Linked DNA regions of Homo sapiens: regions 2, 3, 4 and 5 are each linked to region 1. Evidence: chromatin loops called from intact Hi-C (ENCODE). Cell type or tissue: CD4-positive, alpha-beta T cell. All regions are shown on one strand.

Region 1 (5,000 bases):
CTGCAGCACATTTGAAATCACTGAAAACACACAACTAGGGAGTGGCGGGTGGCGGGGGGCGGGGGTGGGTGCCGGTTGGGAGGGGGGGAACAGCAAACACATTTTCCATCCTCTCAGTTCCCAGCCTGACCCAACAACTGCCCTCCTGGCCCCAATCGGTTCTCTCCACCATGCGGAGGGGCAGATGGGGTAGATGGGGTCAGCGAAGACAGGACCCAGCAAGAAGCAGCAGCCCAGTCGAAAAGCCTGAAGTCCTGATACAACCAACGCAGATGCGTAAAAAAAATGCCGTGCTGCGTGAAAGGAGCCAGACACAACAAAGCCATGCTGCATGAGCCCACTGACAGGAAATGTGCAGAAAAGGCAAGACTGCAGAGACAGGCCGCAGACGAGTGGCTGCCAGGGGCTTCCGCTGGATGGGGTGGGGGCTGGGGGGAGTGCCTGCTAATAGGTACAGTGCTTCCTTCTGGGGTGAGGACAATGTTCTGGGCTAGAGAGTGATCCCTGGGCAACTTGGTACATTTACTAAAAATTGCTGTACACTTCAATCGAGTGAATTTTATACTCTGTAAATTATACTTCAATAAGCTATTGGAGGAGGAGGAGGAAGAAGAAAAAAGAGGAGGAGGAGAAAAGAGAGGAAGGGGTAAAGGTGGAAGAGGAAAAGGAGGGGGAAGAGGAGGAGGAAGAGGAGATGGGCCCAGTGCAGTGACTCAGGCCTGTAATCCCAGCACTTCACGAGGCTGAGGTGGGAGGATCACTTGAGCCCAGGAGTTCAATACCAGCCTTGGCAACATGGCCAGACCCTGTCTTGATTTTTAAAAAGAAAAAAAAAAGTGCAGAAGGAGGAGAAAAGGGAGGAAGAGATAAAAATGGAAGAGGAAGAAGAGGAAAAGGAGGAGAAAAAACAGGAGGAAGAGAAGAGGGAGGAAGAGAAAAGGGAGGAGGAAAAGAAGGAAGTGGAGAAGGAGCAAACCGTGCCAAGGGATGAGAAAAGAGGGAGAAGCAAGCTAGAAGGTCTTGCCTGGGCATGCGCAGGGCCAGCAGCGCCTACAACCTGGCTGGAGCGCTCCCTCCCCACTCAGTCAGTGAACATGATTAAGCCCTACCAGGAGCTGGGAGCGAAGCTGCTGGGAGCAGGGATCTGCACTCAGGTAGGCCTGGGGTTCAAATCCCAACTACAGCCCTGCCTCACACTGTCATCCAGGACAACCTGCTTCTCTTCTCTGTGCCTCGGTTTCTTCAGACATAAAATGAGGCTGAGAATAACAACAACAATCATGATAATTTCCTCCCTCACAGGATGGCAGTGAGGCAGAGGTCAGATGATATGAGAAAAGCACTCAGCAGGCTGACTGCAACTGCTCAATCAATGAAGGCCCTGAGGATAAAGTGTGAAGCATTAGGGACATGAGTGAGGCAGGATTCTTGCCCTCAGCGGGGCTCACGGTCTGTAAGAGAAGCACTTGGGAATAAATTACAGCACTAGAGGCTAGAGGGCCTGGAATGGAGGAGTTCACAGGATAGGGTGCAACCCAGGAGGGCTTCTTGGAGAAGGTGGCACAGAACCCAGGCTTGAAATATGACAAAATGTCCCTATTCTCAAGAGACCTCGAGTTCAAGTAGAAGATTCAGCATCTCTGGAAATACATCTCCTTAAGAGAAAAATGCTGTTTCTATAACCATAAGTTTCTCACTATAGGCTCGGCTATCCATACCCCACGCTCTTTTTTACAAATAAAACAAAAACAAAATTTTTTTTTCCCAAAAAATACTTTCTCCGGAAGAGAAAATATCATCCATGAAAATAAATGGGGCAGCCAGGGCTGTGAAGGCTGCAGAGGAACATCCTAAGCTCAGCTGGGCAGCTCTGATGTCAGGTTCACAAAATAGAAACTGACATGGGGCCCAATGGGGACAGAGCACAGTGACACATCTACCGAAATTAGTGGGCTGCATGAAAAGATGAAAATCTAAGTGGTCATGGAAAATTTGGATGTTTCAGGTTTAGAATGGAGGCCCGAATGTAAAACGGCTTAAAAGCAAATTAACGAAATGTGGAAAATAGACCGTCTCCATCCTACCCTCTTGTGGTCATTTCTGAATGATGCACAAGAAAACCAGTGCCTTGTTTCACCTGGGAGGAGAATGAGGCAGGTAAAACAGAAACTGGCGGCCCTGGATTGAGCCCCCACCTGTGCTACCTGCCCAGTGTCGAAGCCTGGGCCAAGTCAGTTCGTTTTGCCAACCCTCAGTTTCCCGTGGGTCTCCCAGAGTTGTGGCAAGGATCCAGTGAGATAACAAGTGTGAATAACAAGACCTCTGATACCCAGAGTGTGAACCGAAGGCAGCTAGAATGTGGCCTGAGCACATGGTGAGATGTCACATTGAAATCAGGATTGGGCCAGGCGCGGTGGCTCACACCTGTAATCCCAGCACTTTGGGAGGCCGAGGTGGACCATCACATGAGGTCAGGAGTTTGAGACCAGCCTGGCCAACATGGCGAAACCCTGTCTCTACTAAAAATACAAAAATTAGCCAGGCGTGATGGTGCACGCCTGTAATCCCAGCTACTCAGGAGGCTGAGTCAGGAGAATCACTTGAACTCAGGCAGCAGAGGTTGCGGTGAGCCAAGACCATGCCACTGCACTCTAGCCTTGGCAACAGAGCAAGAGTCCATCTCAAAATAAATAAATAAATAAAATAAAATCAGGATCATCAGTTCTGCTTGAAAAACTGGACGATCCAACCAACATTCTGGGCAAGGAAGAGCTGGGATGCAAGGGAAGCTCCTTCCTCCCCACCATTTGTCACGAAATCCCCATCCCTGCCTGGCCTGGCTTCCGGGCACAGCTCCCGATGCAGAATCCCCGGGAAAGGGCCTGCAAATCCGGGTTCCAAGCCCCAAGGTGCCCCGGGTGCCTTGCAGGAGGCCTGGCATTTAGGAATCCCCAGATCAGGGATTTCTGAGGCAGTTTGGAAGGGACTTTGCCCTCAGAATTCTGCCCCCAACTAAATTCTCCATTTTCCCTCTGAACCCTTCTCTCTGCTCAGTGATGAGTGGGCACCCTGAGAGTGCAGGGGTCCCCTCCCAGGAACTACATGGGAGGGGCAGCAAGGTACTGTTGCCACACAAGCTGTCCAGCCTCCCGGCCTTGTGCAGACTGGTACCTGGGTTACCCTTCCTGCCCCTCCCTCCGCCTGGCCAAACTACTCCCCTGTCAGGATCCAGGGCAAGATGAGTCTTTCTAGTTCCCCTGCCACCAGGCCAAGGAAGAGCCAATTACTCCCTCCTCTGTCGGGTTAGTTTGTTGTGCATCTGTCTGTTGTGTGTCTGTTTCCCTTCCTCGGCTGTGAACTCACTCACTCCTTCATTCAACAATTTTTTTTTTTTTTTTTTTTGAGATGGAGTCTCACTCTGTCGCCAGGGCTGGAGTGCAGTGGTGTGATCTTGGCTCACTGCAACCCCTGCCTCCTGGGTTCAAGTGATTCTCCTGCCTCAGCCTCCCAGGTAGCTGAGATTACAGTAGCTGGGATTACAGGCACCCACCACTACACCCAGCTAATTTTTGTATTTTTAGTAGAAACGGGGTTTCACCATGTTGGCCAGGCTGATCTTGAACTCCTGACCTCAGGCGATCCTCCCACCTTGGCCTCCCAAAGTGCTGGGATTACAGGCATGAGCCACCATGCCTGGCCCCTCACTTAAAAAATATTCACCTAGCTTCAACTCTGCACTGAAAACACAAAAGTGAACAAGAGCTTCAAGAGCCCTACAGTCCTGCAATTCTTGTTTGGTGGGGGAGGGATAAGAAGTCAGCAAACAGCCTCCACCCTGATGAGGGAGGCAGATATCAGAAGGACACTGCACATGATAATGGGGGTGCTGTGAGGGAATAATGGGGGCCCGGGCCTTATGCAGAGGTGGTGTCAGGGAAGGCCTTGCCCAGGGGTGACATCTGAGTTTAGAGAGGTCCTGAGAAGAGGCCTCACTCAGGTGCTCTGGTCATCAGTCCCAGGAGCCCAGCCTTCGAGTCATCCCAGCCCGGGCACCAGACGTAAGTGATGAGGCTTCCAGATGATTCCTGCCCCAGCTGTTCAGGGCTCCCAGCAGAGAAGAGCTGTACCCACAGAGCCCTGCTTGGCTTCTTGACCTGCGGAATCCATGACCCTGTTACACCCCTAAGTTCTGTGATGGTTCATTATAACAACAGATCACCGGACCATGGAAATTACTTCTCCTCTTCTACTCTTTAGGCTAACTCGTTTTTATATAAACAACTCATCCCCACCCAGACACACACACAAGGCCCTAGAGCAGCAGTTTCCGAACAGTGCCGTATCCCCCGGGGATCTCTAAAAAATACTGACACCCAGACAATAGGGGGGAATCCTAAAAATACCTGACCAAGACTATTCAAGATTGCCAGGCTCATGAAAAACAAAGAAAAGTCTGATACTACATCCTGGATGGGACGTAACATTAAAACTGAGAAAATCGGAATAAACTATGAACTTTATTTAATAGGAATGTATCAGTATTGGCTCATTGATGGTAATGAACATACCATGCTAAGGCAAGGTGGTGATGACAGTTGGAAACTGGGTGTGGGTGTATGGGGACTCTCTGTACCATCATTCCAATTTTCCTGTAAATCTAAAACTGTTCTAAAAAGTCAAGTCTATTTAAAAAACACTGATGCCCAGGCCCTGCCCCCATGCATTTAGATTTAATTTCTGGGATGTGACCTGGGTATCTAAGTTTTGAAAATCTCCCTGAGTGAGTTATTTCCATTTCCAGAAGAAGAAATCTAGGTTCCAACTGGTGGGGCTGCATCTGGAATCTGGATCCTTCATCACACCCTGAAGTCTTAAACTTGCTTTTTCCATAACTCATGTCTGCCACAGGGTGCTAGGATGGATTCTATTCAAAGGAGGGATGAGGCTGGGTGCGGTACCTCATGCCTGTAATACCAGCACTTTGGGAGACCCAGGAGGGT
Region 2 (5,000 bases), 50 kb before region 1:
CAAAGAGCCGTGAATGGGGAGGTCAGAGCCTGGGGTTCGGGACCTGGCTCTGCCACTCACTCACTGTGCTTCCCCCACAGTAGGCACTTTCGCTTTCTGGGCCCAGTCCCACCTCTCCAAATCATCAGAAGGACCTTACGATTGTTTCTGCACTGTCGCCTAGCAGGACACAGGCCAAGGTTTTAATCATTAGCTGTCATTCCACCCTGCTGTCCCAATCCAAGCCCTCCCGAGCCTGCCTGAGTAAGAAATCAAGGCCTCCCTCCCTGGCCCACTCACACCAAACCCAAGGTTCACGGCCAGCGGGCAAACTCGCCCACCACACCTCGGTCTCCTAAGACCCTTTCCTTGGCAATCCAATGAAAGCTCGGTGGAACGACAAAAGCTACAACTCAGCGTGCACATGACACCGCCACTTGTGCTTCCTAGGAGGGTGAGAGGAGATGAGGCAGGTGCCACTAATCCACCCTAAAAATAGGGAGAAGGATGAGCTTTCGTGTCGGGGGTTGGGGTGTTCACACTTAAACATAAATCAACTGGCAAATTCAGCCCAACTCACGTGCTGGCCCTGTCCACACAGACGTCGACTCCAGCAAAAATGTCCTGACTGACTTCAGGAGAGAGGAATTATTGCTACGTGCCTCTTTCCCAGGTACAGGGGACAGGAAGTGCCTGGGCTTTGACTGACAACTATTCTGGAAGAAGTAACTTCCCCGGTTTGATGTCTGGGACCCCCTCCCTGGGAGGACTGGAGGGGAGGAGCTTTCAGTGTTGTTTTAATATTTTTTAAAACATAATAAGCTTACAATATCTGGCGGTTCCGAATCTGTATGCCTTTTCCTCAGTGAAGAAAATCTCTGTTGGCTGCGAGCAGAGAAGCGGCGGAAGGATTCCCGACTCCGGGAAGCCAGGTGTCGGAAGGAGGAAGTACGCTTGAAGGGGGTCCGGCTGGCCGACTCTGCACTCGTCCGTTCGTGGCCCACCGTGGTGGTCACCAAATTGAGGGCTTCCTGGAAGGACCTCCTCACGGTGCCCATCCACTGGGTCATGTGGGTCTGGGCCACTGTGAGTTTATCTCCCAGGTAATCCATGGGGCCAGCCAGGAGGAGAGGGAAGAAGGAAGTTAGGGAGGGAGAGAGCAATTAAAACGCCAGTGTCCTCTTGCCTCTTTGGACTCTTTTGCTCATGGAAGTTTTGGGCTTGCTTGGAGGAAAAAAAATTAAAAACAGCAGCTTTCTTCAGGCAAACCAAGGGTAAGTAAACATCCCTGAGCCAGGAGCCGGCTGCATCCACGGGTGCCGCTCAGAATTAAGAGGCAGCTAAGTGCCAGGCTGGGAGTCCACCCCAGCGGAGTTATAAAGTCAACACACTGGGCAGTCCAGGTTCCAGTTCCAGGGCTCACCCAGCTGATCGGCCGAGACAAGGAGCTTTGAGGAACAAGCCGGCTGCACTCACTCCAGGGCGTGACGGTCCCGAAAGGCGGGGGATGGGGATGGGGGTGGGGGTGGAGGGGGCGGCCTTTGGGCACCCTCGTCCTCACTTCCCTTCAGGTAGGCAGCCCCCCTGAGGTGCACCCTGGGAGGTTCCGGTGGGCAAGCTGCCGCACCCTGCTGCCCCCTGCCCGGCTGCCCTCGGCCAGACCCCGCTCACCTGACCCATGCAGGTTTTCTGTCCTCTGGCTGGAGATTCCAAACCTGTCGGCCGGCAGGCGGCTAGCTCACTTCCGGAGGCAGCCACCAGGGCCCCCGGGTCCCCTGGCTGAGCAGCCCGGGATGACATCAGCCCCCGTCTTAGCGAGGGGCTTCGCTGCCCAGGAATGCAGGAGGGGCCTCGGGGAGGCGGAGGCGGTGGCGGCGGCCGCCCAGGGAGCTGACGTCCGCCCCCATTTTTTTCTCCCCCAAGTCCCAACTCGCTCACGGTCCCTCGGGGCTGATGGCAACTTCACGTGCCTGCCAGCCTACCCACCCCTGTGCCCTCACAGCAAGCGCACCAGGAAATGCGGCTGCACGTGTGTGCATGTGTGTGCACTCTGTGTGTGTGTGCGTGTATGTCGGCGATCTGGCAGCCCCGGGAAGGTTAGCACTGCTGGGAAACGGCTTCTGCCTCTAAGGTTACAGGCAGCGTCTTGGGACCTCTGGTCGGCTGTCAGTCTGTCTCCCTCTCGTGGTCTGTTTCTCTGTTGATTTCTCAGCCTCGCTCTCCTCCCTCTCCCTGTGTCTCAACTTCCACTTGCTTGTCTCTAAGCGTCTCTCCTCTCTCTCTCCTTTTCAGCTGTCTCTCCCTCCCTCTCTGGAAGGCAACACTGATCCAGGTGAGACAGCCTCTGAGGTCCCCCAGGAAGGACTGGGGAGGGCTGTATTTCAGTACAGGCGGAGTTGCCATGGCAACCCGGGGCACAGCATCTGCCCTGTCCTGGGCAGCAGGCTCAGCACTGGGAGCAATGGGAATGATTCATGGTTTACACTAGGTCACGTGAGCTCCCTGGGTTTTAACCCTTACAGGGCTGGAGTACTAGGGGTTGGGGGTACGACTAGACCCTAACACCCACTGTCCTCGGCCAGGCCCCGCTCATCTGACCCATGCAGGTTTTCTGTCCTCTGCCTGGAGATCCCAAACATGTCAGGGGTTGTTAGAAGGGGGTGGGCAGCAGCTGGATCCTGGAGGTCAGGCACACCTGTTAAAGGAGGTTTCTCCTTCTAGCAGGGATCCATGTCCCCCCAACCCCACTACTTTTACAGACAAGGAAATGCAGATTCAGAGACATAGATTCACTTGCCCAAGGTCACACAGCAAGGATGTCACCAGGCATGCACCAGAGCTGCTCCCACCCCAGGTTTTCCCAGGTCTGACATGGTACCTGGCCCAGAGTCAGGGCTCTGTAAATATTTATTGTTCGGACACCAAGTACACAATTGAAACCCAGGTCGCTCAGAATGCATCCTATGTCCTTTCCACCACCACCTCACTTCAGTTTTGAACAAATATTTGTTTTCTAGACACTGGTCAAAGGGCCTCACTTGAGAAAGTTTATCACAAAGGACTCTCTGGCAATATGGCCAACAGATCTCTTTCTTTTCTATGTATTCCCAGTCCTTACAGCTATTCATTCTCTTTCTCTCCCTGTCTCTCTTCTTCTTTTTTTGGATACAGGATCTCACTCTGTTGCCCAGGCTGGACTGCAGTGGCATGATCACAGCTCACTGCAGCCTTGGCCTCCCAGGCTCAAGCGATCCTCCCACCTCAGCCTCCTCGGTAGCTAGGACTACAGGTATGTGCCACCATGCCCAGCTAATTTTTTTTTGTGTGTAATTTTTGTAGAGACAGGGTTTCACCATGTTGTCTAGGCTGGTCTCGAACTCCTAGACTCAAGCGATCCACCTGCCTCAGCCTCCCAAAGTACTGGGATTACAAGCATGAGCCACCACATCCAGCCTCATTCATTCTTTCATTCATTCATTTAATAAAGATTCAGAGGGTGCCTACTCTGAGCCAGGCACTGCATAGAGATTAAGAGCAGAGGGCTCACAGCCCAGCAGGGGATGACAGTGGTGGCTAATATTTATCAAGAGGTAACTAAATGTCCAACACCATTTCTAAGCATTCACAGGAATCAACTAATGAATTTTTTTGCATGAACCCATTTGACAGAGGAGACTGAGATCCACAGAGGTGAAATCATGTACCAAGGTTATGGCTGATAGATGTCCTCCAAGATGACCATCAGTAATCCTTGCCCCCTTTTATTCATAACCTGGTGTGGTCCCCTCCCACAACGAATCAAGGTTGGTCCGTGTGGTTAGCAGAATAAAGAAGTGATGGGCCGGGCGCGGTGGCTCACGTCTGAGTAAAGAAGAAGTGATGGGCCAGGTGCGGCGGCTCATGTCTGTAATCCCAGCACTTTGGGAGGCCGAGGCGGGTGGATCACAAGGTCAAGAGTTCAAGACCAGCCTGGCCAACATGGTGAAACCCCGTCTCTACTAAAACTACAAAAATTAGCCGGGCACAGTGGCAGGCACCTGTAATACCAGCTACTTGGGAGGCTGAGGCAGGAGAATCGCTTGAACCCGAGAGGCAGAGGTTGCAGTGAGCTGAGATCACACCACTGCGCTCCAGCCTGGGTGACAGAGTGAGACTCCGTCTAAAAAAAAAAAAAAGAAGTGATAGTGTAGGACTTCTAAAGCTTGGTCATAAAAGGCATCATGGTTTCTACCTTCTTCTCTGAGGTCATACTGGGGAAAGCCAGCCGCCATGTTGTGAGGATGCTCAAGCAGTCACACACAGAAACCCACATGGAGAGAATCTGAGGCCCCCAGCAAACAGCTAGCACCAGTTGCTGGCCATGTGAGTGAGCCACTATGGAAGCAGATGCTCCATCTCTAGTCAAACCCTTAGCTGACCGTAGACCTGGCCAGTATCTTGAGTACAACGTCATAAGAAATTCCAAGTCACAGTCACTCAGCCACACTGCTCCCAAATTCCTGGCCCATAGACATCACAGAGATACAAGTGCCCAGAGGCAAGTAGGTAACTGGTCCATGAGAAAACTGAAGATTGAAGGCAAAGATGGGGTGGGGGGCTCTTGCAGCAGCCTATATACCTTACATTGATATATCCAGAAGTATTACTCCACCATGCAGGTGAGGAAACATACACAGGAAACATACACAGGGCTAGGTCGCACTTCCATGAGTGCCTGGCTCCACCCTCCACCACATGCAGCCTCCTAGGTCCCAGGACTTCTGGCATCCAAAGTGGGCCTCCAAAGTTTGTCCATTTTCCCCACACAGATTGCCCATAGTGAGCTCCTACACCATGAAGTCCTCTTCATGGTCTGCTCCCTCATTACGCAGGCCCAGGACGTCCAGAGTGGAAACAGGAACAGACCTGAGAAAGAGCTGAGTCCTCCCCGCTGGCCCCAGAAAAGTCACACCAGAAATACCTAGAAAGCTGGAATGGCACACAGCTTTTTAACAGACCATCTGGACATCGGGGTGGGAAAT
Region 3 (5,000 bases), 110 kb before region 1:
ACACAGCAGGTGTATGGCAGGTCCAAGATACATGCATAAGTGAGTCCCATTTCAAAGACAGTGCCCTCCGTACCCACTCCAAGGGTCCCTGGCACACAGATCCTACACCTGAAGTGGCAATTCACAGAGAGAGGCTGGAATTTCCATTTAAGAAGAAATGCTCCTGGCCACTGACTTACATCAATGAAGGAGAAGTCATCTACTCTCTTTTCAGGGCAGGCGTCCGGTGGAGGCGGCCCCTCCATCCCATCGGTGGATTCCAGGTCAGTGCTGGAGTGGTCCACGCTGGTGCTCCGCTGGTCCCTGGAGCAGTCATACTGGTCCCCTGCCGAGGTGGGCTCCGTTTGGGAGGACAGAGAAGACAAACGGCTGCTGGGGGGCTGTTTCCTTGTCGATGTGGCACTGCTATCTGGGGACTCAGTGGCCAAGCTGCCAAAAAAGGGAATGAAGGGAGACATGGTTATGGAGAACGTTTCAGAGAACGGGATTTCAAGTGAAGGATGCTGCAGGCAGCATAGCTTGGGTTATGTTTTATAAGCCAAGTAACAACAGACAGAACATCCCAGCAGAAGACCCTCTTTGGAAACAGCACAAGATGTGCCAGCGAGGTGCTGTCTAAGGCACTGCCTGGAACACCTGGCCAGGTGCAGAATGGGAGGAGTCAGTCCTGTGCCACTCAAGATCCTTTGGCCCTGCGCTGTCCTGGACGGAAGCTGCTTATCACAGGTGGTTGTTGGGTCCTTGCAATGGAGCAAGTGACAGAGCTGAGATATGCCGTGAGCATCTTACACACTGGATTTCCTATACCTTACACACTGGATTTCCAATACTTTGAATAGAAAAAAAGAATGTAAACTGCCTCGCTAATAACTTTTCATGTTAATTACATGTGGAAATGATAGTATTTTGGATCCCTTGGTTCTGATAAAATACATCCCTAAATTGAATTTCACTTGTTTCTTTTTATTCTTTTGGTGTAGCTACCAGGACATTTTAAATTACATATATGTCTTGCATTTGCAGCTTACATTATAATTCTTTTTTATTTATAATCGATACATAGTAATTACACGTTTCCGGGGTACAGAGTGGTGTTTCAATACATGTATATATTGCATAAGGATCAAATCATCATGTTGTATTTCTGCTGGGCAGTGCTGATGTAGATCAAATTGTTATCAGCAGTTACCTATGGAAGAGCAGGTGGTGGGACCTGCATTATTTCATTCACTTATTCATTCAGTCATTTAATAAAAATCTACTGAGCACTTACTATGTGCCAAGCATTGTGCTAAAAAATGTGTCATTCAGTCCTCTCCAATAATCCTATGAGGATTAGCCTATAACTGCCACAATCCTACAAGTTAGGGTTGGTGACATGGTTTGGATTTGTGTCCCCAACTAAATCTCATGTCGAATTGGAGGAAGGGCCTGGTGGGGGGAAGTGATTGGATAATGGGGGCAGATGTCCTCCTTGCTGTTCTCATGATAGTGAGTGAGCTCTCACAAGATCTGATGGTTTAAAAGTGTGTGGCACCTTCCCGTTCTCTCTCTCCTGCTGCCAGGTAGGACGTGCCTTGCTTCCCCTTCACCTTCCGCCATGATTGTAAGTTTCCTGAGGCTTCCCCAGCCCTGCAGAACTGTGAGTCAATTAAACCTCTTTCCTTTACAAATTACCCAGTCTCAGGTAGTTCTGTATAGCAGTGTGAAAACAGACTAATATAATTGGCCTCATGAACTTAAGTATTCTTATTCACCTTGTTAAAGGTGAGGAAACTGAGGCATAGAGATGTAAATTAGCTTGTCCCCAGCAACAGGACTGGGATTGAGCCCAGGCAGTCTGACTCCAGCGTCCATGTCCTTGGCTCTCTCCTACTTCTGAAATCTCTTCCTATGATAATATAATCAGGTATCACTTGGGTCATTGGAATAATGTAAGATAGAAAATTTACAGATAATTCAAGTCATTAAAAACCTCCTGCCCTGCCTCCATCCACATATTAAAAAGAACACCTAAGCCAATAGCCTAGCAAAGCCTCCAGGTCATGGGAAACCCTCGCCTTGAGAAAGGACAGGTGGGCACACCTGACAAGTGGGCCTACTCTCAAGACCACCAGTCTGCTCCCTTGAGCAGAACTTTCCACAGGTGTGCTGGCATTTCATCGTGCTTTCTGTCAGCTCTGGGGTGATTTTATTACTTGTCATATGGAGGATGTTAGGGTTGTAAGGTGGATTGAGGCAAATCCACACGGGATGAAGGTAACAGCACTGAGAGACAGCAGGTGGCACCACTGTCCAAGGCTGGGTGTGCCATGCTCCTGGGGTGGCCCGAGGAGGGGAAGTTGCATTGTCTCTGCAGGACAGCAGGGAGCACCCCCTCAGGGGTGCACCTAAGTCCACACTCCAGGTCCCACAGGTCCTGAGTCAGAACTGGGGAATGGAGACCCCGAGAGAGGAACGGGCTCCTAGGGTCACACAGTGACATGTGCAAAACCAAGACCTGGGTTTCCAGACTCTCAGTCCAGTGCTCTTGCAGGGGTATTCTAGATAAATTTAAGTAAGCTCATAACTAAACACATATTTCATGGGTCAGTGGGAAAAACAGCTTTCTCGGGCACTGTAAAAAACCTTTGCTTTCCTTTTACTTTTTCTTATCCATTTTCAATTCTATCACCCTCCTGCCAACTTTAATATTGGTGACTTTATCATTTTTATCACTGTGGTAAAATACAATTTGCCATTGGTCACATGCAGGACAGTCACAGTGTTGTGGAGCCATCATCACTGTCATCCTAGAAATTTCCATCACCCCAAAAGGAAACCAGATACCCACGAAGCAGCCACTCCCCATTCCCTCTCCACCCCAGCGCCTCATCTGTTTTCTGTCTCTATGGTATTTGCCTATCTTGGATATTTCATATATCATTATTATTATTATTATTTTTTTTTAGACAAGGTGTCTCTCTCTGTCGCCCAGGCTGGATTGAGTGCATTGGCGCAATCTTGGCTTACTGCAGCCTCCACCTCCCGGGTTCAAGTGATTCTTGTGCTTCAGCCTCCTGAGCAGTTGGCATCACAGGTGCCCACCACCACACCCAGCTAATTTTTTTTGCGTTTTTAGTAGAGATGGGGTTTCGCCATGTTGGCCAGGCTGGTCTCAAACTCCAGGCCTCAAGTGATCTGCCCGCCTGGGCTTCCCAAAGTGCTGGGATTACAGGTGTGAGCCACTGTGGCTGACCCATAATCTTTTTTTGTTTGTTTTTTTGAGACGGAGTCTTGCTCTGTCCCCCAGGCTGGAGTGCAGTGGCACAATCCCGGCTCACTGCAACCTCCGCCTCCCAGGTTCAAGTGATTGATTCTCCTGCCTCAGCCTCCCAAGTAGCTGGGATTACAGGGGTACGCTGCCACACCCAGCTAATTTTTTGTATTTTAGTAGAGACGGGGTTCCACCATGTTTCCCAGTCTGGTCTCGAACTCCTGAGCTCAGGCAATCCGCCCGCCTCAGCCTCCCAAAGTGCTGGGATTACAGACGTGAGCCACCGCACCCGGCCCATAATCTTTATTATTATTTTTTTGTACTTCCTAATTTCCTTTTTAAAAGAAGAATGGGTTCCTTTTATAATTACAGACTGGAGGTTTTAGCAATATAGAAATCAGGAGGTGGGTGGGCTGCAGCAACTCCAGCCCAGCTGCCCCCTTTGCAGCCAGAATCCCGTCGCACGCGTCCTACCTCTCCCCACTCTGGCACTGCTCTGTCCACGTCCCATACTGGCTGCCGGCTTCGTGCACGAGGGTGTCAGTGTCCTTGGGTTCAGTGGGCTGCCGGGAGAAACACTGCTTCAGCTGGTCCTGCAAAGACAAGCCAGATGTGAGATTTCTACCAGGAAATGTACTCAGAACCCCCGTCCCGGCTGACACACAAATCAGATCGCATGGCCCCCAGCTCAAACCCATCCCAGCAACCCGCTGCCTTCCTAAGTGGGGCCAGACATCTTGGCTGGGCACTAGCGTGACCAATCGTCCTGGTTTACCAAGATATCACAGGATACAGGACTTTCAGTGCTAAAAGTGGGCCAACTGGGATGAAGTGGTCACCCTACCTGGCATGTGGAGCCCTGCAGGGCATCGCCTGGCCCCCACCTCAATGGCCCTCTCTCCTCCTCACAGTACAGCCTGGGCACACTTCTCTCATCTTCAGTGTTACTCAGACTCATGGATCTGGCTGGGGGAAGCTCCATGCACCCGCTTGCCCAGGTTCCTACCACCACCGTGTTTCCCAACCGCATCACCAGACAGAACATCCATGGAGCACCGAACTTGGGACAGGCATTGGGCTGAGCTCTTGACATGAGATCACCTGGTTGAACTACAGTCCCTCGACAATCCCATGGGGTGGATCTTATTACGATCCCCATTTTACAGATGATAAAATTGAGGCTTAAAAACATGAAATTACGGCCGGGCATGGTGGCTCACTCTTGTAATCCCAGTACTTTGGGAGGCCGAGGTGGGCGGATCACGAGGTCAGGAGATCGAGACCATCCTGGCTAACATGGTGAAACCTCATCTCTACTAAAAATATAAAAAATTAGCTGGGTGTGGTGGCAGGCGCCTATAGTTCCAGCTACTTGGGAGGCTGAGGCAGGAGAACGGCGTGAACTCGGGAGGCGGAGCTTGCAATGAGCCAAGATTGCACCACTCCAGCCTGGGCGACAGAGAGACACTCCATCTCAAACAAAAAACATGAAATTACACGCCCCAAATCAAATAGCCAGTAAACAGCCAGCGAAGTGGAATTCAACCCCCAGGTCCAAACCACTGCGCTTCAGGCAACATCAATCCCTTGGGCTGTTGCAACCCGGTCTGTTGCTGGTCTCGGCCCTCGGCCTGGGCACTCAGAGAGGGCACGCAGGGAGCAAGGGTGCTGATTAGCACAGAACTGACCACAGGGCCAAGCCTGGCACACGGTGGAAAGGCCATAAATCCCCATTAAATGACTG
Region 4 (5,000 bases), 390 kb before region 1:
GGGAGGCCAAGGCAGGCAGATCACAGGGTCAAGAGATCGAGACCATCCTGGCCAACATGATGAAACCCCATCTCTACTAAAATACAAAAAAAAAAAAAATTCAGCTGGGTGTTGTGGCATGCACCTGTAGTTCCAGCTACTTGGGAGGCTGAGGCAGGGGAATCGCTTTAACCCAGGAGATGAAGGTTTCAGTGAGCCGAGATCATGCCACTGCACTCCAGCCTGGTTGACAGAGCAAGACTCCGTCAAAAAAAAAAAAAAAAAAAAAAAAAAAAAGTTTAAATACACAATGCTAATATTATCATGGAACCACAAAGAGCCCTGAACCTCTAAGGAACCCTGACAAATACAAACTAAGTTGGAGGACTCACAATTCCTCATATCAAATTGCGTTGCAAAGCTGTAGGTAGCCAATACCCCAATACACATGGTCCTGTGATGTGCCGCTGTGCTCCAGCATGGGTGAGAGTGACCCGTCTCAAAAAAGAAAAAGATTGTGAGAAAATAGGAGGGAATCAGAGAAGTGATAACTGGTTGTTATCAAACATATACACAGAAAAAAAAACCAAATAGCATAAAAAATACATATCCAAACTAAAATCGGGCAGAAAACCCGAATAGACATCGCTGCCAAAATTACATAACATGCACAAACACGTAAGAGAAAAGGTCCTCAACATTACTATTCATCAGAAAAGATTGTACTCCAAAACCACATTCAGATACCATCCCACACCTACTGGAATACATGTTACTGAAAATATCTTAAAAATTAAAAAGAATGCTGGTGTGGATTTGGATAAAGGGAAAATCTTATGCATTGTTGGTGTAAAGATAAATTAGGATATACACTATGGAAAAAAGTTGTAGGCCAGACGCGGTGGCTCATGCCTGTAATCCCAGCACTTTGGGAGGCCGAGGCGGGCAGATTACGAGGTCAGAAGATCAAGCCCATCCTGATTAACACAGAGAAACCCCGTCTCTACTAAAAACACAAAAAATTAGCCGGGCATGGTGGCATGCACCTGTAGTCCCAGCTACTCGGGAGGCTGAGGCAGGAAAATCACTTGAACCCGGGAGGCAGACATTGCAGTGAGCCGAGATCACGCCACTGCACTTCAGCCTGGGCAACAGAGCCAGACTTCCTCTCCAAAAAAAAAAAAAAGTTGTAAATTCCTCAAAAAATTGAAAACGCAACTACCATATGATCTAGCAATCCCACTACTGGGTATACCTCCAAAGCAAATGAAAACAGTATCAGAGTTTGCAAAGCCTCAATGGGGATAGGAGATTTTCTTCATTAAATGGTTTTGAAAAAACTGATGTTTTTATGAAAAAGAATGAAACAGGAACCTTCTGGTATACAATACACAAAAATCAACTCAAAATGGATTGAAGACCCAAACACAAGGCCTGAAATTACAGATCATCATCAAATGTCTGTAAGATAAAAAGAGGGGATGGTGGAGCACTTAGTTTTGGGGCAACTTGCATCTAGGCTCACAGTTTGGAAACAGGAAAAGAAAAAAAGGAAAAAAAAGAAGAGGGACAAAATCTCGTCGAGAATGGAATGACTTATGAATATATTTATTTTTTAAATTGGGAAAGCGAATCACAAGTAACAAAAGCAAAAACAACCATGTGGGGCTACATCCAACTGGAACGCTTCTGTACAGAAAGGAAACAATGACCCAAATGAAAAGGAATCCTACAAATGGGGAGAAAGTTTGGGGGAAGCATATATCTCCTAAGGGGTTGTTATAAAAGATATGCAATACGTTAACAGCGCTAAGCAGCAATAACCACAATAAGATAACACCAAATTGGGCAGGGACCCTGAATAGACATTTCTGCACAGGGGACGTAACACTGAGCAGAATGGAGAGAACCAGGTCCTCAGCATCGCCGTCATCAGGGGTAAGTCCCCGTCAGGCTCGCACTAGGGTGTCCCTCCCCCCTGGTCAGGTGGTCGTGACCAGAGGGACAGAAGGGGACATAGGCTTCCCTGGGGGCGGGGGTTGGAGGGGGGTGAAAGAGTCCCGATTTGTCCCGATGGCGGGAAGGCAAATTTAAAAATTCATCAAATCCTGGAGGCAGCTGGCATCTTTTTTCCTCCGTCTGAGGCCTGGACAGGAGGCGGCCAAAAACCCAGACCTGGCCCCCACTCCCACCTGGGCCGGGCTTCCCCTTCCTCTCTCCCCATCTATATGGGACAGGTTCCCTCAGAAGAACTCCTCAAACCCTAAAAATACCACAGTCTGCTACACTTCCCACCCTCAAAAGCCCTCAGGGAACAAAACTAATGGTAAAACAAATATTAAAATACTATAAGAGAAAGAGGAAAACTAGTGAGAAGATGAGAATAAAGGGAACGTTCGAGGAAACAAACTTCTGTACTCACCGTGTAGAAAAAAATGCCCCGGAGAAGCTGAGCTGCACGCAGCTCCCGCCTAAGCAGTCAGGGCCATAGACGTGAGCTGTTTTCTCCCCAGGACGGGGCTCCAAGTGGTCCCCAAGCCGCCGCGGTGCCCCCTGAGGCGGGTCCTGAAGGAACCGGCCCCGCTTTCCTTCTTCTCATTCTGGACTCCACGCCACGCACGCCACGCACGCCACGCACGCCACGCAGCGTCTACGGTGAGAACACGCATGCGCACCATGTGGGGCAGAAAAGGCGGTTTCAGCGCCCCCTGCCAGTCACAGTGCACAGTGCAGGATGATTCACCTCATGGTCAGCATAAGCCCAGGTCAGGTAGGGTAGAAGGGTGCCTTGTGGGACACCAGGGAGCAGGAACTCCCCAACCTATGCATGTGGACCTCCCCCTGTGAAGCTCCCTTTTTTTTTTGGACAGGGTCTCACTCTGTCCCCCAGGATGAAGTGCAGTGGTGCAATCACAGTTCACTGCAGCCTCAACCTCCCGGACCCAAGTGATCCTCCCATCTCAGCTTTCAAGTACCTGCGAATCTGGCTGCTCCACTGTTGGGTGCATATGTATTCAGGATAAGTAAGTCTTGTGTGTGTATATACGTGTGTGTGTGTGTACATATGTGTGTGTGTGTGTGTGTTGTAAATGGGAATTTATAGGGAGAATTGGCTCACCTAATTGCAAGGCAAAGTCCCACAGCAGGTCATCTGCAAGCTGGAGAATGAGAAAAAGCAGCAGTAGTGTGGCTCCCAGGGGAACCAGCCATGTGGATTTGTTTATGTGCAAAAGCCTGAAAACAACGGAAACTTTCACTGCAGCTCCCAGTCTGAGGTCCAAGATTTGAGAATCCTTTGTGTTTGCTGGTGCAAGTAGCAGAATACAAAGGCCCAAATCATGGAGTTTCAAGTCCAAAGACAGGAGGATAGGAAAAGGTGACCCTCTTCCGGAGAGACAGAGTGAGCATGAACAGGAAAGCCCAGCAAGCTGAATGTGCCCTCTTTTCTATCTTCTTTGTTCTAGCTCAGTGCATGGACTCTGGAGCCAGGCCACCTGGGTTAACATCCTGCTCCAGCCACTTATAAGCTGGTGACCTGGAGCAGGCAGTGAATCCTCTGCGTGTTTCAGCTTCTCCATCTGCAGAAAAGTACCTTCTCATAAGAGTTGTTGAGAGGATAAAATACAGATTAATATACATGAGGAACTCAGAACAGTGTCTCTGTGTGTATAGATAATACAAACACATGTACACACAACTTCTATCCAACTGGAGACCACATTAAAATCCTCCGTTTTGAACAATACCATAATCCCCATTTTGTCCCACACCTCCCCACCCACCTCCTCAGTCGGATGATCCCTGGAGAAAATATGGAACCATCTGTATTAATGCAGTTCTCTCTCTCTCTCTCTTTTTTTTTTTTTTTTTTTTTGTTTTGAGACGGAGTCTCGCTCTGTCACCCAGGCTGGAGTGCAGTGGCGTGATCTCAGTTCACTGCAACGTCTGCCTCCCGGGTTCAAGCGATTCTCCTGCGTCAGCCTCCCAAGTAGCTGGGATTACAGGGGCCCGCCACCATGCCTGGCTAATTTTTTGTATTTTTAGTACAGACAGCGTTTCACCATTTTAGCCAGGATGGTCTCGATCTCCTGACCTCATGATCTGCCCGCCTTGGCCTCCCAAAGTGCTGGCATTCCAGGCATGAGCCACCGCACCTGGCCGGCACCAGTCTTCTTAAGGCTTTACCTGAATTCAATGTTAGCGTTATATCATAAGAGGGACCATATTAACATTTGTTTTTTGTTTGTTTGTTTGTTTGAGACAGAGTTTCGCTCTTATTGCCCAGGCTGGAGTGCCATGGAGGGATCTCGGCTCATTGCAACCACTGCCTTCTGGGTTCAAGCGATTCTCCTGCCTCAGCCTCCCACATAGCTGAGATTACAGGTGCCTGCCACCACGCCCGGCTAATTTTTGTATTTTAGTAGAGACGGGTTTTCACCATGTTGATGAGGCTGGTCTCGAATTCCTGACCTCAGGTGATCCGTCTGCCTCAGCCTCCCAAAGTGCTGGGAATATAGGTGTGAGCCACCACGCTCGGCCTAACATTCGTGTATCTCAGAACAGGGACTGAAGCACAGAGAGATTTACATAACACTCCTAGGTATGTGCAGCTTCTCAGTGGGATTTGAACCCAGGCCATAGGCACCAGGCTCCATGCTCTTGGTCAGTCTGCTCTGCTTCCTTTCCACATTGCCTCATCTAAAGAAAGGCATTTGCCTACATCATCTGTTCCATTTTAAGTGCTACCCACACTGCAAGGTCTTTCTAGGAGGACCAGGCACAGTGGGTCACACCTGTAATCCCTCAACAGTTTGGGAGGCCAAACCAAGAGGGTAGTTTGAGGGTAGGAGTTCAAGACCAGCTTGGGCAACTTAGGGAGACCCCACCTCTACAAAAAACTTTTAGAAATTAGCCCCATATGGTTGTGTGTGCCTGTGGTTCCACCTACCTGGGAGGCTGAGGTGGGAGGATCACTGGAGCCCTGGAGTTCGAGGCTGCAGTGAGTCATGAGCATGCCACTG
Region 5 (5,000 bases), 1.6 Mb before region 1:
GGAGAGGCCTCTTGAGTGAAGATTAGGAAATCGCTAGTGTTTCAGGCTGAACAGCACCAGCTCCCCACAGCGGTCTCTGTCCCCCTGGCTACATGGCTACGCCGCTGTTGTGGGTGCTTTGCAGGGGAGGATCTGTTTATAGGCCATGGGCCAGGCAAGAGATGACTGTAGGGACTGGGCCGCCATGACTGTGGCTTCTTGAGTGCTCACCACAGGCAGGCTCAGAGGATAAAGAGGCCAGAGCTGCCGGCCAGCTTGCTCCATGACTTGGTCCTGTTGCTCCCCGGTCTAATCCTCAGGCCACTCTGTCTTCCCCCAACCCTGTTGGCCTGCCATACCTGCCCAAGGCCAAGAGAAACCATCAACACATGAAACAGGAATTGAGAGCCCATCACATGCAGACACGTTGCATATGCTCTCTTGCCAAATCCGGGTAGCTTCATTGAAAGGGACACAGTTGGGCCGGGCGCGATGGCTCATGCCTGTAATCCCAGCACTTTGGGAGGCCAAGGTGGGCGGATCACCTCAGATTGGTATTTCGAAACCAGCCTCACCAACATGGAGAAACCCCATCTCTACTAAAAATACAAAATTAGACGGGCATGGTGGCACACACCTGTAATCCCAGCTACTCGGGAGGCTGAGGCAGGAGAATCACTTGAACCCAGGAGGTGCAGGTTGCGGTGAGCTGAGATCGCACCATTGCACTCCAGCCTGGACAACAGAGTGAAACTCCGTCTCAAAAAAAAAAAAAGAAAAGAAAAAGAAAAAGAAAGGAACACAGTTATTCCCATTTTACAGATGGAGAAACTGAGGCTCAAACAGGGGAAGTCATCAGCCCTAAGTCACATAACCAGTAAGGGGTGGATCTGGCTACTCCCTAATTTGCCTGGACACCACCCACTAGAAAAGCCCAACTGACTCTTGTTTCATTCATTCAGTAAAATGTTGTTGACTCCCAACTCTGTGCCAAGTGCAGTACTGGGTACCCAGGGTACAGCTGTGAAGCAGGCTGCATTGCCCCTGCCCTTGTGGTGCTCACAGTCAGGGGAGCAGTCAATGAGCCAATAAATATGAAATCACAAACTGTGCTCAGATCCCCGAGGGCAATGAACACCCTGCAGGGAGAAGGAGTGACAGGAGAGAAACCAGCATAGAAAGAGTAACTGGGTTCGATCCCACAAGACGGAGTCAGCATTTTGGGGTGATGCGGCCCCATGGGTGTGGTGACCACCTTGAATCCAGGTTTCTCCATCCTCCAACCATGTGTCTTTGGGTGAGTTTCTTCACCTCTCTAAGCTTCAGTGCCTCCTCCTATAAAATGGGGGTGGTAATGAAACTCGTAAACTATTTCTGAGCACTTCATACATCAATGTGTCCAAACCATTCAGCACAGAGCCTGCATGGAGCAAACACTCGGAAAACAGTACCGGCCACTTTAACTCAATCCAGGTGAATGAAGGTGTGTTTGGAGGTGGAGAGAGAAGGAACAGTTTTGCCTGCAGGAAGAGCTCACAGCATCAGCGAGTTCTTGGAATAGTCTAGGCCTCAGAGGTCGATGGTTGGGGGATCCTGCATTGCTGAAAACACCAGTGTTATCAAAATAGTGAACCCTGCTGAGAGTGGCAGGATGGAATGGAAGCCAAAGGCGTACTTTGCCCATTTGGTGGAGGAGTAAGCTGAGGCTTAGAGAGGGGAAGTCACTTGGCTTGGCCTCTGTTAGGAAAAGGAGCCCTCGGCTGGGCAAGGTGGCTCACTCCCAGCACTTTGGGAGGCCGAGGCGGGTGGATCACAAGGTCAGGAGTTCAAGACCAGCCTGACCAAGATGGTGAAACCCCGACTCTACTAAAAATACAGAAATTAGCCAGGTGCAGTGGCAGGCGCCTGTAACCCCTGCTACTAGGGAGGCTGAGGCAAGAGAATCGCTTGAACCTGGGAGGCAGAGGTTGCAGTAAGCCGAGATCGCGTCACTGCACTCCAGCCTGGCGATAGAGTGAGACTCCATAAAAAAAAAAAGGAAAAAAAAGAAAAGAAGGAAGGAAGGAAGGGAGGAAGGGAGGGAAGGAGGGAGGAAGGGAAGGAGGGAGGGAGGGAAGGAGGGAGGGAGAGAGAGAGAGAAAAGAAAAGGAGCCCTCCGCAAAAATGAAGAGTGGTTTTCCAGAGTTTCTGTCCTCAGCTGCATTCTCTCCAGTCCCTATCCTTGTCCCACCCATGCCAAGTCCTACTCAATGCCCTAAAACTCTGTGATTTCCAGAGTATCCCGTAGAGCATCCAGCCCCAAATGCCCCTGAGAGGAACTGAGTTTCCAATAATAAGCAGTGAGGGTTTGGTGCAACACCACCATCTCCTGGTCGCTCCTGTGAACTACAGCTCTGGCTGGGCCACAGAGCACCTACAAAGCGGACTGGACTCCCAGGAGCTACACGACACTGACATGCAACAGACTAAATGCAGAGGCAGATATCAGAATGCAACACAATCTGTCTTCTATTAGGCCAGACATTAAAGAGATTTACCCTAAGAAAGTAAAATAATGCTGTCTTCTCACTAAATTTATTTTGCTTTGGAAAATACGGTTATTCATAATAAAGCATGTGTTATTTTTGTTAATATGCGATGGGTTTATTATTGTTATTGTGATTTTTCCATGAATAAACAAGTCTTTTTAAAACGTCTCTGTTTTAATTTACAACATGGCAGAGTCTCTACAATGGTTTCCTTCTGTCCCTGTCCCCCATCCAAATCTAGTTTCCATTCACTGCCTCTCCTGGGCTTTGCACTCTGCAGGGGTGATGCCTGTCTGCTGTGCCCTGGGCACCCAGCATTGTATTTGACACACAGTAGGACTCAACAACATTTTGCTGAATGAATGAAACAGGGGCCAGTTGAGCCTTGTGAGTGGCCAGCATCCACAATGCCTTTGAAAAAACACCTGCAACTGGGCCTGGCTGCCCAGAACACTTTTCTGAGAAAAAGGCTGAAAATGCACCCAAGTTCCCAAAGATAGGCAGGCAATCAGCTAGCACTGTGCGTCATATGGCAAGAGTGTAAAGAGCCTGAAGCCAAAATGTTTGAGAACTGCAGTGATAGAGTACTGTGGACAGGGTGGTCAGGGGAGGCTTCTCTGAACAAGTGATGTTCAGCTGAGCGCCAACAAGAAGTCAGCCACGTGAAAACCAGAGGGACATACATTCTAAGTGACGGGAAAAGCCAGTGCAAAAGTAGGTACCCAGGCGAGAGCAAATAGGTGCACTGGTAACAGAAAGGCCAGCAACCTGGCATCCCAGAGGCTAGGGCAGTGCCCACTATAAAAGAAGGACTCAGTAAACAGCTGCTGGGTGAATAGAGGGAGGGAGAGGAGGAAGAGAAAGGAGGACTGGGAGGAAGCTCTCTTCTCATTAGGGGTCTTGTAGTCCTTTGAGGGCAGGGGGGCTCACAAGTTCTGCCAGCCGTGGGAGATTCCCAACTCTTCTTACCACGCCTTGAACACTGCTGCACAGACCAGCCTCCACTTCTTAGCTCAATCTGTAACCTCCTCTGAAGTGTCCACCCTGCCCCCACCCCAATATCCTATCAATATCCTCATCTCCTACCGAACCAGTCCAATGAATCTTGGAGAAGCCATCCTGAAATGCCCTGCACCATCACTATTTTCTCCTGATTTATTGACTATTCCCCATCCTTCAAGGTTCCCCTCAAGTTTTGATTCTCCCAGAAAGCCATCCCTTACTGCCCCCACCCTCACCCCACCTCCTCCTGACCTTCTTTCCAACAGAGCACCTCTGGCCCCCAATCTCATCATCTGGTGCTAACACAGAATGAGGTTTCAGGGAACACTTGCAGGGCATCAAGCGCTGTCTTAGCTCTGCAAGAACGCTTGGGAACCTTCACAATGGCCCTATGAGGTGGGAGTGGTCTCCCCATTCTACAGAGCCGATGGAGGCTCAGGGAAGGGCAATCATCCCCAAGATCTAACAGCAGGTGTGTGGCAAAGCTGGGATTCAAACTGAGGATTATCAGTAGTCTCAATCCTAAGACTGACTCCAAAGTTCTTTTAAAACTTGGCTACCCAGAACACTGTTCTGAGAAAGAGCCTGAAAATGCACCCAAGTTCCCAAAGAGAGATAGGCAATCAACTTGCAATGTCTGTCAAGGATGCTGAAGGGAAGAGTGGCGATGTGTGTGGCTTATATTTGCCAGTCCTTCACGATCACACACTAAACTCTATCTTTTTCTCTGTCACCAAGGAACTCTTTGACTCCCCAGTGAAGTATAAGATCCCTGGCAGGCCATGCGCGGTGGCTCAAGCCTGTAAACCCAGCACTTTGGGAGGCCGAGGCGGGCAGATCACGAGGTCAGGAGATCGAGACCATCCTGGCTAACACGGTGAAACCCCGTCTCTACTAAAAATACAAAAAATTAGCCGGGCGTGGTGGTGGGTGCCTGTAGTCCCAGCTACTCAGGAGGCTGAGGCAGGAGAATGGCGTGAACCCAGGAGGCAGAGCTTACAGTGAGCCGAGACCGCGCCACTGCACCCCAGTCTGGGCAACAGAGCAAGACTCCATCTCAAAAAAAAAATAATAATAAAATAAACAAATTCCCTGGCAATAAGAACCTGGATTTCTGGAAGCACTGCCCTAGGCATAAAGAAGTGTTATTTTTTAAAAATACCACCAGGCACAGTGGTGCACGCCTGCAGTCCCAGCTACTCAAGAGGCTGAAGCAAGAGGATCGCTTGAGACCAGGAGATCAAAGCCAGCCTGGGCAACATAGCAAGACCTCATCTCTAAAAAAAAGAAAAGAAAAATAAATACCAATGGTGATAATGGTTGCACAACAATGTGAATGATACCACCAAGATGTTCACTTAGAAATTATTATGGTGGTGAAGTTTTATGTTATGATTATTTTACCAAAATTAAAAAATAAAATACCCTATTATATTGACTTCTAGGGTCACTCTTGAGGAAAGGCTGACTCACCGAGAGAGCCCACCCCTG

The links. Hi-C counts contacts between places; a loop is a spot of excess contacts. Peaks named below come from ENCODE experiments on the same cell type or tissue, not always from the same donor. Only the 100,000 strongest peaks of a DNase experiment are listed, where the experiment ranks them.
Region 2: it touches region 1 in a loop (11-fold over the local background); 11 of 110 quality-filtered maps call a loop at or near these places.
Region 3: it touches region 1 in a loop (12-fold over the local background); 11 of 110 quality-filtered maps call a loop at or near these places.
Region 4: it touches region 1 in a loop (2.8-fold over the local background); 3 of 110 quality-filtered maps call a loop at or near these places.
Region 5: a loop joins it to region 1, with 5 times the contacts of the local background. A loop is called at or near these places in 4 of 110 quality-filtered maps.

The regions. Positions count from the first base shown.
Region 1 is chr22:25,057,884-25,062,883 of GRCh38, reverse strand. The region is part of intron 6 of KIAA1671; the gene reads right to left. Among named protein-coding and RNA genes, the nearest start is that of KIAA1671-AS1, 52 kb to the left of the region's middle. RefSeq lists an enhancer at 721-1,635. In CD4-positive, alpha-beta T cell, CTCF peaks have their summits at 1,899 and 2,100 (motif pointing left); DNase peaks (open chromatin) are centred at 353 and 2,083; H3K4me3 peaks cover 801 bases; H3K27ac peaks cover 1,090 bases.
Region 2 is chr22:25,108,269-25,113,268 of GRCh38, reverse strand. The region is part of intron 6 of KIAA1671; the gene reads right to left. KIAA1671-AS1 (KIAA1671 antisense RNA 1) reads left to right here and starts at 577. Exons shown (of 5, transcript NR_038941.1): 1 at 577-652; 2 at 846-1,082; 3 at 2,272-2,311; 4 at 3,151-3,268. RefSeq lists enhancers at 898-1,759, 1,760-2,622. In CD4-positive, alpha-beta T cell, CTCF peaks have their summits at 1,736, 1,939 and 2,163 (motif pointing left); a DNase peak (open chromatin) is centred at 2,098; H3K4me3 peaks cover 1,321 bases; H3K27me3 peaks cover 235 bases.
Region 3 is chr22:25,169,669-25,174,668 of GRCh38, reverse strand. KIAA1671 reads right to left here. Exons shown (of 13, transcript NM_001145206.2): 7 at 3,731-3,849; 8 at 180-429. Among named protein-coding and RNA genes, the nearest start is that of CRYBB3, 28 kb to the left of the region's middle. RefSeq lists a silencer at 2,173-2,467. In CD4-positive, alpha-beta T cell, CTCF peaks have their summits at 2,042 and 2,244 (motif pointing right); a DNase peak (open chromatin) is centred at 2,308.
Region 4 is chr22:25,445,686-25,450,685 of GRCh38, reverse strand. LOC124905093 (a long non-coding RNA gene) reads left to right here and starts at 2,693. Exons shown (of 2, transcript XR_007068033.1): 1 at 2,693-3,002. It also overlaps the pseudogene CRYBB2P1. In CD4-positive, alpha-beta T cell, CTCF peaks have their summits at 2,507 and 2,707; DNase peaks (open chromatin) are centred at 1,935 and 2,655; H3K4me3 peaks cover 1,504 bases; H3K27ac peaks cover 718 bases.
Region 5 is chr22:26,676,554-26,681,553 of GRCh38, reverse strand. The region is part of intron 1 of MIATNB (MIAT neighbor); the gene reads right to left. Among named protein-coding and RNA genes, the nearest start is that of MIATNB, 6.2 kb to the right of the region's middle. RefSeq lists an enhancer at 1-810. In CD4-positive, alpha-beta T cell, CTCF peaks have their summits at 2,148 and 2,349 (motif pointing left); a DNase peak (open chromatin) is centred at 2,363; H3K27ac peaks cover 1,350 bases.